Linked DNA regions of Homo sapiens: region 2 is linked to region 1. Evidence: chromatin contacts called from ENCODE Hi-C data. All regions are on one chromosome and are shown on one strand. The core of a region is the stretch at or near the end of the contact, and the rest is flanking DNA. Distances in the headings are between cores, read along the strand shown.

Region 1 (5,823 bases), core at 1,584-4,083:
AAAGGTGTGGTGATTTCCAAGGTGTGGTGGTTTTCACTTGTGCACTCTTAGATATCCTAAGCCAAAGTGTAAGGAATCCATCTACTGTGCTAGAGGGACAAGGGAAGAGATAATATGGAGAAGGAAGAGCTCTGAGACTACATGGAAAGAGCCAGAGGCCCAGCCATCCAGCCAACTTACCAGCTAAATGCAGCCTCCTAGTGACCACTGGCAAGACCAAGAGAACCACCCAGCTGAGCCTAGCTCACTGCAGTATCATGAAACATACCAAAATGGCTATTGTTTTACATCGTCTTGGGGTGGTTTGGTAAAAAATAACAGACAACTAAAACAGGCCAGGATCCAAACTCGGTTATACTGGTCCACTGCCTGTTTTTGTAAAGTTTTATAGGCTCATAGGTGTGCCCATTCATTTATGTGAATGGCTACTTTTGTGCTACAAGAGCAGAGTAGCTACAACAGAGACCATATGACCCACAGAGCTGAAAATATTTACCATCTGGTCCTCTACTAAAGTTTGCCAACCCCTGCTCTATAGCTTAGCCACTGATTCAATTACTCTCAAAGTTTTGCTAGCATTACCTTTGTGGTTTACACTAAAACACACCCGGAGCTCGAACTATCTTTTTGAGAGCACCTTTTTCAAATGTCACCAGAGCACATGCTGCACACATGTTCTCCTTCCTTATTCAAAGAGGGTGATTATTTAGGCCGGGTGCGGTGGCTCACGCCTGTAATCCTAGCACTTTGGGAGGCTGAGGTGGGTGGATCACCTGAGGTCAGGAGTTCAAGACCAGCCTGGCCAACATGAAGAAACCTCATCTCTATTAAAAATACAAAAATTAGCTGGGCGTGGTGGTGCCTGCCTGTGGTCCTAGCTACTCGGGAGGCTGAGGCAGGAGAACCGCTTGAACCCGGGAGTCCGAAGTTGCAGTGAGCCGAGATCGCGCCGCTGCACTCCAGCCAGGGTGACACAGCGAGACTCCATCTCAAAAAAACAAAACAAAACAAAAACAAAAAACAGAAACACAAAAACCAAAGAGGGTGATTATGTAACTGCTCCCTTCACTTTTTAAACTTTTCTATCAGTTATGCAGGCCTTTCAAACTCAATGAGTGTCCCTCCCTTCAGTGCGGTGTCTAAAGATAAAGGCTAAACTAGAGATGGGCTGTATCTGGGACCATTTTCTCAATTTAAAGTGCGAAATGTTTATCTCAGGGGTCCCCTAAAGCTTTATTAATGTGAAATGCCCACTCAATATTTAGTACTACTGTACATTCTTAGACACTTAAAGCTAAAAAGAATCTTGGATATCTAGTCAAAATCTTCCTCAGCTTTACAAATGAGATTTCCAAGGCTCCAGAAAACAAACAACTATACAATGAGAAGCCATCCTAAAGCTCTGAGTTTCCGGTTTCACCTGCAAACTCAGAAAATGCCAATTAACTGTATGTGCAAAGGCTTAACTGTCTAGTCTCTCCAACAAATTCATCTACTTTTTTTTTTTTTTTTTTTTTTTGAGACGGAGTCTCACTCTGTTGCCCAGGCTAGTGTGCAGTGGAGCGATCTCGTCTCACTGCAGCCTCTGCCTCCCGAGTTCAAGCGATTCTCCCACTTCAGCCTCCTGAATAGCTGGAATTACAGGCGCACACCACAAGCCCAGCTAATTTTTGTATTTTTAGTAGAGACGGGGTTTCATCATGTTGGCCAGGCTGGTCTCGAACCCCTGACCTCAGGTGATCCACCAGCCTCGGCCTCCCAAAGTGCTGGGATTACAGGTGTGAGCCACCGTGCCCGGCCTCATCTACATTTTAAATATACTCTCGGAAAGACCCCAGAAGTGTTTGTTGACTGAGTTTACTAATTAAGATTCAATATTACCAAATATTGAAATTCCCCAAGTTTGTACTTTTAGGTGGCTTAACTAACATTTTCTTACTGTGGTCACCTAAACCCGAACTTCCAGTTCTACCAGTTTTAAAAGATGAACGATAGCAAAAACAGTGAGTAATGAACCAAATGATATCATTTAAAATGTTGTCATTAGCCTGCAACGTTCTGTGAGGAGTCTGCCCACTTCCGCCAGGTTTTCAGTCCAAACATCTTTGACATAAAAGTTCATTATGCTGCACAATCGCAGAATCTTAGCTCTTAAAGCCGAAATGAGGCTTGGAGCTCTAGTGAATACCTCTCTCGTTTTACAAATGAGAACCCAGACAAGTTGAGTGATTTGTCCAAGGTTCCCACCCAGCCACTTAAAGTGGCAAAGACATTACCGTAAAATTCTCGACCACGACCAACGAGCCCTGGGCAATCATTAGCAGTAGAGGTTCCTGAAGAACCTTAGGGAGACCTGGCAGGAGTTGTGGGTCAAGAGAATGGTACTTCCACCGACAATTCCTGGGCACTGTCTGAGCTTCATTCCCTGATTCCCTGAGAGGTCGCTGGGGAAACGCTCGGGCCAAGGAGGGGATACCCCTGCTCAGACAGCGACCCCGCTGGGTTCATGGCGGGGATGGCCAGGCCCAAAGAGAGAAAGAAAACAACCAAAGAGTGGACGTTGGTCTCAGGCCCGGGGTTCCGGAGACCCCAGTCCCTCGACCCACCCGCCTGAGCCAAGGAACCCAGCGCGTCCGCCCTAAACGCACCCTCAGCCCCAACCTACTCTGGAGACCCTCCGACCCAACTTCCGGGCTTCGAACCGGGTCGGTTTCACCCCCTCCACCACCCGCCACGATCCCACGCGCGCAGAACAGCCCCATCCGAAAGCGGCCCAGAGCGCTGGAGAGGGGCGGCGCGACGCGCACTCACCGGTGAGTTCCATGGCCGCCAGTGTCCGGACCTCCCGCGGCTGCAGCCGGAGTCCCTCCCTGCTGTTCCGCAGCACCAATCTAGGGCGTCCGCGCCCAAGGGCCGCGCCCCCGAGGCAGCCAATCACAAAGAGGCGCTGAGGTCACGTCCGAGAGAGACGCTCTGTCGTCCCCACCCTTAAGCGCGAGATGTAACGTCAGCGCGCGCCTGCGCCCGTCTCCTAGAAGCGGCCGACGGTAGGGTGGGTGCTCACCCTGGTTTCCTGGTTACAGCGTCTCTATTCCGGACGCCAGTTCTCTGCGCGCTTGCTTCTGATTGGAGAGACTTTTTGTTTGTAATCAGCTGTGCCACGGCAAAACCGTGCCGGTTCTTACCGCTCTGGGACGTTTGCCAGATAAATAAATAAAAATACACAAAAAGTCAAAACAGATGAAACTATGAAGTTTTAATTTCAGATAAAGCACAAATGATGTTTAATACAAGCATGTACCAAATATTGGGGACTTCACTACACATTCGTTTTTTATCGGACATGTAAATTTAACTAGACATCCTGTTATTTATATGGCAATTCTACACTCTGAGGGAAACATACGAGGTCTGATCTGAAATATCAACTCCCACTCGACTGGTTCAACTAGTTACGATGGTGCTTGACTAGGAAGCTAAAGAATCAGTGAGAGTGGTATGACGGTCATCCATGCGTCACAGCTGGTACTTGGAATCCCCCATCCCTGCCATACGTGCGTTTTCGAGAAGAAATTCCTTTCTGAGTACCATCACAGCCACCGTTACTGGCACCCATTTTATTAAGCCTAGTGTAAGCCTATTCATCCCTGAAAATGTCTGCTCCTTTCTGATGCTTTCCCCAAGCCTCCAGAGAATGAAATACTCTCACTTTTTAATTTTAATAGTACTTTGGCCACATGCTGGCCAAAGTATAACATTTATCAGATGATATTCAAGTTGTTTGCCTGATTGCATTCTCCCTCCTCACCCTGATCCTTGATTACTTGTCTCTTGAGATCTCACATGGACTTCTTTCTGAAAACGGAAATTGTATTTGCTTGTTAAATGTCTGCCTTCCCTGCCAGATAGTAAACTGAGGCAGGATCTGTTCTTGGTAATGGATGTTGAGGAAGTTTTAGTTTAATACATGAATTTCTTTACCCAATGTCAGCACACTCCCTGACACATATTAGATGCTCACAATAAAATGTATTGACAGTATTTCGTGGAGTGTACCTTATACAAATTACAGTGCAATAACATCATTGAAAGAGCATTTTAGTTGTGAGATTTGAAGCGAATTAATGAGTTGATGAGTAAGACTAGAGTAGCAATCGATACTTTGCCCTGTGTTAATATTGATGAAGCATCGGAGAATTACAGTGATGAAGACTCAAGGACACTTAATTAAGCTTTATAATTTGTAGTTGGTTTCACAGATAACAGCGACATTACCAGATAGGTACAGCATTTGGCCTCCTTTCCATTTTTGTAATAGGTTTTAAGACAAAGAGTGGGGGTAGAAATCCTGGAAGGTATAAATGAGGGTTAAGCCTCACTTATTGAGCCCCTGGTTTGCCCCTGCCATAGTTCTGATCACAGTACACGTTTGAAATTCCACCATGAATCTTTTTTCAAAATATAACAAATATTTCTTATTTTTATCATCAAACATTTACTGGATGTCTGCTCTGTAAAAGGCCTTGTGGGGAATACAAGAAATATTAAGCATAGTCCCTGTGTTTCAACAGCTTTTTATTTTTTCTAGCTTTTCCTGTACATGTTATCAATAGTCAAAAGAAATCCACCTTTCTTAAAAGGTTCTTTGTGTTTCAAATATAGAATAGGCTGACCTTTATAAATAGATATTAATAGAGGCACACTGTTGCTGAGTCTCTGTGGGGGAGGGCGTTGAGGAGCCTGCAGGCTGTTCCAACAAAGTCTGAAAACATTGAACATTTATTTAAAGCTCCAGCTTCTGTCCTAGGCACTGAGCATTAAAAGATAAATAAATCATGATTCCGACTCCCAAGGGTTCATAATCTCACCTGGGTACATGACTTCATTTATAGTCAGTTAAGTAAAGGTCTCCATTTAAGGCTATATTCTAAAAAGTCAAAAGAAATTTGTAGTAGCAAGATTAAGATATAAATCTGGAGATGATTCTAATTATGGTGTCCTGCCTTAATGTATGGTCTCAAGGTATGTCTTGAGAGAATTTTCTCCGGAACCACTAAAATTAGACTAAGATACTTACATGCATTATATTCTGATTGCACTTAATAAAATATGAGGGCAATTGGTACCAGTTTTAGTATTAAACGACCTGAGATGATGAAGATGTAAAATAAATGTAGATATCATCTTCCCTTGAAATTCAGTTTTTGCAACTTCATATGTAAATTAGCTCTTTGGGATAATCTTGGAGTGCGAAGGCAACAAACATGTCTTGAGAGCCTACTATCTGTGTACAAAGCACGATGCAGAGAAAACCTGGCATGAGCTTTACTTGCAAGGAAACAATACAGAGTTAAGGCATATGTAAATATCTACGATAAAAAGCAGGAAGTGATAAATGCCATAAGAGAAATATAAGAAAAATATTGGGAGTTCAAAGGGGAAGAGTATTTCTAGCTGCCAGCATTTAGCTAGAAGAATAAGTAGATGGTGTCATGCAACTCTTGGGAACAGGGTAATTCCAAGAACAACATGAATGAGGTACAGACAGGTGCTGTCCAGCAAACACTGCTTTGTAATCACAAAGGAAAAGAGAAGGGAAAGTGGGCAGACAGAAGAAGAGTGGCATTATCAATGAAGGTTAGAGCAAACTGGTAGAAGATATTACTAAGGAAAATGGGCTTGATGTTGAGGCGGACTTCCAGCCAAGATCACATTTTCAATTAGTATTTTGAGACTCCTAACTCCTGATTCTGCTTCAAATATAACAATAAGTGATACAATATAAATGAGAAAATTTAATGTTTTACCTGTGATTTAAACAAG
Region 2 (5,700 bases), core at 601-3,100, 3.1 Mb after region 1:
TCCCTAAGCAGAAGGTCATATTTGTGTATATGGGATGGCACATTATAAGGCATCTAATATTACTACTTAATACTAAATTGGACCTATATTAACAGATGTTCAGTTATTGTTTTTTCTCCATCTTCTCAATCTATACGGATAATTAATTTGTTACTTCCGGTTCACCAGGTCTAAATAAAATTTTAAAAAATTATTCATTTGAGTCAAAGGTAATGCTGCTGAAATTCCTAGTACAAAGGCTCTGATATACAGGGATGAAAATGGAGTGATTGCCCCAGGAGTTCTGGATCCACGTGGGTGAAGCTAGAGGTCACAGCACTGTTACTTTGCATCTGGAGGAGGCAGGAGACTCTGCGAAGCCCTCTGTTGTTGCCTCTGACTCCATTTTCCCTCTTTGCTAATTCATTGCTCCTACCTGTAAAATTTTCTAATATGCTTCCACTTTCATTTCCTCATCAAATATTCACCGTTATGAAAAAGAAAATCCTATTGGCTTGGTATCAAGTGGCCAAACTGAGCATGCTGCTACATATTGTTACCAGATTCACTACAGGAATAGATTAAGTGGATTTTATCCCAAATATCTATTTCCTATTACAGTACTGCATCTTTCTAATTTGGTGGCAGCTATGACCTCATACACTGCCTATTTTCCGTGCTTTTCCTAACCAGAAGAGACCCTATTTTTCTCCTTTGCTTGTTAAAGCGAAAATAATTATGCAGCTTTCCATAGATTTGTCCCCAATGTCTTTTTAAAAAAATTTTTTTTCTTTATTTTCTAAAAGTAGCATTGGAAATGTTATCTCCTTCAATTTCATCACCTCTTCATCCTCCTTGGAAACCCGATCCATGGTGGGTATTAAGATCTTTACATTTGTACTGGTTGGGCGATGACTTCATTGCTTTCAAGCCAGCTGGGGGATCTTGTGTGGCAGAGCATCGGACCGAAGCGGAGGTGTGGGTCGTTGCTGCTGCTGCTGCTGCTACTGCTGCAACAGCTCTTTGCACGCGCCCAGCTGCTGTGTAAGGAATCCTCAGGCTGCTAGGTCTTTGCGCCTAACTCACCCAAGGGACCGCAAGCTGCTGGATGAGTGTACGTGTGAGTGTGTGTTGTGTGTGTGCATATGTGCGTGTGTGTGTGCACACGCAGCGGCAACAGTTGGGCAGCAGCAGCAATGGACTTCGATATCATTTTTACCAACAACAGAGATAAACCATCCTCCATCCTGTATTTCTCAGCTCCCGCCCCGAGTATGTTCTCCCCCTCTTCTCCGACTTCCCCCACCCCAGCCCCCGGCACGGGTCCCTCCGGAGGGAGGGCAGGGTAGCTGCGCTGCAGGCAGGATTCCCTCTTTTTTCCGCAGTGACAGGCGGATTCCGGGGCCTCCTCGCCACCTCCTACCCCCGCAGCCACCCCTTTCTCAGTCACGATCTCCCCACCCCACCACCGTCGACCCTCTCCCTGCTTCCCCGCTCTACCCCCCGGCGTCGACTCCAGGCTCGGGCCCCGCCCCTCTCAGCCTCTCCAGCCCAGGTTGCTAGGGCTTGGCGGGGCAACCAAACCTGGCGTGCCAGGAGGCGCGGCGCGCGCGTGAGCGCGCAGGCGAGCTTGTATAAGGAACCAGCGTTCTTCGGCTTCGGAGACTCGAGCACGAGCGGCGCGAGCCCGAACCCCAGGACAAGCGCTTCCTCCTCATTGGCTCCTACCAGAAGGGGGCGGGGTAAAGGCGGGATCGGGCAAAACCTGAGGTGCTTTCCCATTGGTCCGAACGGGCCGGCTGGGGCGGGGCAGTTAGCAAAATAGGCTGCGCGTTCGCTTCTGCTAGAGGGCGGGGCCGGAGGTTTCGATTAGTTGTCTCTGCCGCTGGGGAAGGTAAAGCGGCGACGGCGTCCTCAGGAGCTGTGGGGTCCCCTGCTAGAAGTGGGGGACTCGGCGGGGTGAGTAGTCGCGCCGCCACCCGCCCGCCAAGCCTTCTTACCCTTACATCGGCCCCGCGTCCACCCAGCTTCTCCTGAGAGTGGAGACCCACCCAGTCCCCCCGGGCGGACAAGAGAAGGGGCGGGGGCGCCGGTTCCCCCGGAACGGGGCGACGCGGTGAGGACGTCCCAGCCCGGAGTAGCCCCTCCTCAGCGCTCCCCTGCGCCTCTGGAAGGGCTTCCCCCGAGGGGCTGGGGCTGTCTTTTGGGGTGTGGGGAGGCGAAAGGGTGTGAAAGAGGGGCGGCGGGTCGAGCCCGCCCCGCGGGGTTCCCCTCAGCGGCGGGTCTGCGGCGTCCCCGCCCCGCCGCTCCCGCGGCACGAGCTCCCCGGGGCTTGCGGCGAGGTAAGCCCCTTCCCGCCGGCGCCGAGGAGGGGCCTGCGCGCCCCAGCCCCCTGCCCGAGTTCGGAGGGAGCCCGAGACTCGCCAGGGGCCGTCAGTCGCGGCCCGGGCCCTTCTGACCTTGGCTGCCCGCGAGGGTGGGCTAGCGACCGGGCGCCGGCCCCGCGGCTCCGCAACCTCCCCCGGACAAGTTTCAGGCGATGCTGTGAAGTTCACGACTGGCATAGTGCGGGGAAGAAGAATGGCCCCTTCTCAGACCTTCATACCTTTTGGACCCTCATAGAAATCGGATTCTGGGATTTGGAACCGTCTCCCAGAACGAACAGGTCCTCCTTGCATTGACACGTTTTGTGCCCACGTTGGGGAAAAAAATAACCTGAACATATTTCAGTGTAAAGGCAGATCTTCCTTGAGGGTTTTGTTTTTCGCTTCATTTGAGTGTTAAAGAACAGATGCCTGAATAAGAAAAGCCTGACCTTAGTATCTCTACAGTGAGATTAGACGGGTGCTGTGATATTTAAGTAGTTGCAGATCAGTATTCTGTTAGCACAATCTATTTTAATTGGCTGGAATTTAAGCTGATTTTAGAAAGTATTGTTGACACCGAATGATTTCTTTCTGTGCATCTGAATTAGGTTTGTTTGAACGTAATGGTTATATAGTTAATGTAAAAGATTACACAAATTAATTTGTCTGAGAGCGTTTGTCAGAAACAGGAGACAGAGATGTGTATAGAACAGGATTATCGTTTTAGGTAACATCTGCTGGAACATTTCCAGCTTGTTTCTTTCTTGCTGTAGGGTTACAAAAAAGACATCTTCACCGAGGCTATTCGGAATTACATGTGAGTGACACTTAGATGTAAATTTGTTTTTATTTCCTTCAAGTGTTTTAAAATGTTTTGTTCACAAAATGTGAAGAGGCTATATTTACTTGTTCCTGTATGTTAGTGTTGAAGGTGATAGTATGATCTTATGATTAACAATCCAATTAGGGTCCATTAATAATAGATTTTTAAAAAAGGCGTGCTGCTTTTCGAGAATATGATAGGTTGAGTACCTAGCAAGACTTCTAATTTCTTTTTATTAAAAGTACTATTTTAGGATTGAGAATTTTTGGCGTTGACACTGAAACCAGGAATAAGGAAGCCTGCAGCAGTCTTAGCAGTTTGACACCACCAGTAGGTGTTTCTGTTGACAAATGCAGAGAAGAGAACATTTGGGAAGGAAATCTTTTTTTCGGGGCGGGGGTTGGGGGGGAGGTGAGGGTGGTTGAGGGGGGAAGGAGCCAGAAGAGAGAAGCTAATGCTGCCAGCACTGTATGCTGAGCATTTCACAAGTACAAGGAAACCTAATTAGGGAAAAATTCCGTTTGGCTCTATTAAATAATAGAACTACAAAAGAGGCATACTAAATAAAGTTAACCATTCCAAGAGTGTTAGATATTATCTGCCATTTCAGAGTAGTTGGGGGTTCCTCAATTGGAGAGGGTATCAAATCTCTTTGAATTGTCTTGCCTTTTTAACATAGTCAATGCAGCGATTAATTTGCTAGATGTATATATATCAAACAGTTGAGTATTCCAGTTTTGTTGTTTAGCATATTTCCTAAGCCTAAATTTTTTAAAATCAAAATCCGATATATTTTTTTTAAATTTGAAATAGAATTCTTTGTCCAGAGAGTAATTCCTTTTTTCCTGGCTCAGTCTTAAAATTTATTCATGATTTAGGGGTTTGTGATTGGTATTTTTTTACCCCTTTTTCTCAGGTTTTTGATTTTTACTTATGCAAGTTCCCTAAGTCTGCCTTTGTTTATATTGTAATTTTCTTGGAATTATTTAAATCAGAGTGTGGCATCTATTGTGTCCCCTGGGGTTTTAAAAGGAAAGGCTCCCATTGAAAGAAATTGCAGGGCCGTCTCGCATAGATGGGTAATAGAAGGTTGACTGATTGCGAATCAGATGTATTCGGTTGCAAATATGCTGCTTGGGGTTAAGGCAGTTTCAGTTAACGGGAACCAGATTTTACGTGGTGTTTCTACTTTGAAGGTACAGTATTGTTACATTACAAACTGAAAGACAGAGGTGGAGAAATTCCTTTAAGTATCACCCCTAGCCTTGTTTCACCACTGTGTCCAGGAATCTATGAGAGACTGTTAACAATAGCTGCATTGTTGGAAATGACAGTGGCTTCTCTTGCAGAAAGTTAACCTTTCATTATGATTTTCATTTCAGTTTACTTTGTAAAAGAAAATTTAGCTTTATCTGAGAAATTGGCTGTAAGAAATTTGCAAAGAGAGCAAGGAAAATAGGTTTTCTTCAACGTGTCTGTTAAAATTCACATTCTCTCCCCTTCCGTTTTGATAACTGGTGGTGATCTTTATTTCCTCTAGATATTAGGTATGCTAACACAGTACCTGATTTTTGGCAGTTACTGTGGGAATATGACTTTTTTATGTAATAAATTGATGTCAAATAATAATATGAGGCTTTTAGGAATAATTAATTCACATGCATAGATCTAAAACATGAGGGAAATCTTTTAGATGACCCTTCACTTTGGTACAAGAATAGCACAATTTGAAGTATTAAGTTGCTTTCTAAGTAGAAAAAGCTATTTACTCAGAATTGGGTAATTTTAGATTTTAAAGTTTTTTTTTTTTTTTTGCAACATCAAATAATTTGGCAACATCAAATTTCTTGTTAAAGGAGGCGACAGAATCTCACAGATTCTTTATCATCTGATCATGGCATCAGTTGGACTACATTTCAACTTAGGACAATAATGCAATTAAAAGACTACATTTAAACTTTCTGTTTGGAGGTTTTTCTAATTTGCTTTCAATCTCAAGCCCAATGTTAGAAATCTTTTGTTGGTGACGCACAATTTTAGTGTTCAGATTTTAGGTTTTGATCGTTTTTAGAATTTTTTTTTATGTGTGTAGAGCAGCGCATGGATGACTGAATTAATCAAAGATCTGGCCTCATTTCTCATTCAAGTTTGTACATTTCTTCACACTGAGATACGAGCTTGGGTGCAATTCTGTTGGTGGGCGTGAAAGCTGAGGGTAAGGACCTTCTACCTAGAGACTGATAACATTTAAATATTTCAGATTTGGGAATTAATAGAAAGTTATTTATTAGGTTAAAAGGAACTAGCCCATTCAGGTATTTGAAAATGATTGTCAATACTTTGAATTAAGCTCTTAGAAACATTGGGGTTTGAGACAATCCTAATCAGGGTCAGGTTTTGGGTGTGGTCTCTCTTTTGGGCAGTCTTCTCTGTAATAATTATAATACTCCATCTATTGAGCCTTACTGCATGCCAGACACTGTGACACGTAATTTATTTGCATGAATACATGTGTGTTCTCACAACAGCTCT

Evidence for each region. A loop is a pair of places that touch in the nucleus more often than their neighbours do. Pooled maps may share reads with other maps.
Region 2: a map of B cell shows a loop between it and region 1 (30-fold over the local background). The contact joins the promoter of CDKL5 here to the promoter of PIGA in region 1. A Hi-C loop is called at or near these places in 2 of 168 maps with a recorded cell type or tissue (B cell and naive thymus-derived CD4-positive, alpha-beta T cell) and 7 of 50 pooled maps.

The regions. Positions count from the first base shown.
Region 1 is chrX:15,332,690-15,338,512 of GRCh38, forward strand. PIGA (phosphatidylinositol glycan anchor biosynthesis class A) reads right to left here and starts at 2,834. Exons shown (of 6, transcript NM_002641.4): 1 at 2,812-2,834. RefSeq lists enhancers at 2,586-2,635, 2,686-2,765.
Region 2 is chrX:18,423,758-18,429,457 of GRCh38, forward strand. It overlaps CDKL5 (cyclin dependent kinase like 5), which reads left to right and starts at 1,851. Exons shown (of 18, transcript NM_001323289.2): 1 at 1,851-1,938. RefSeq lists an enhancer at 1,472-1,766 and a silencer at 2,102-2,171.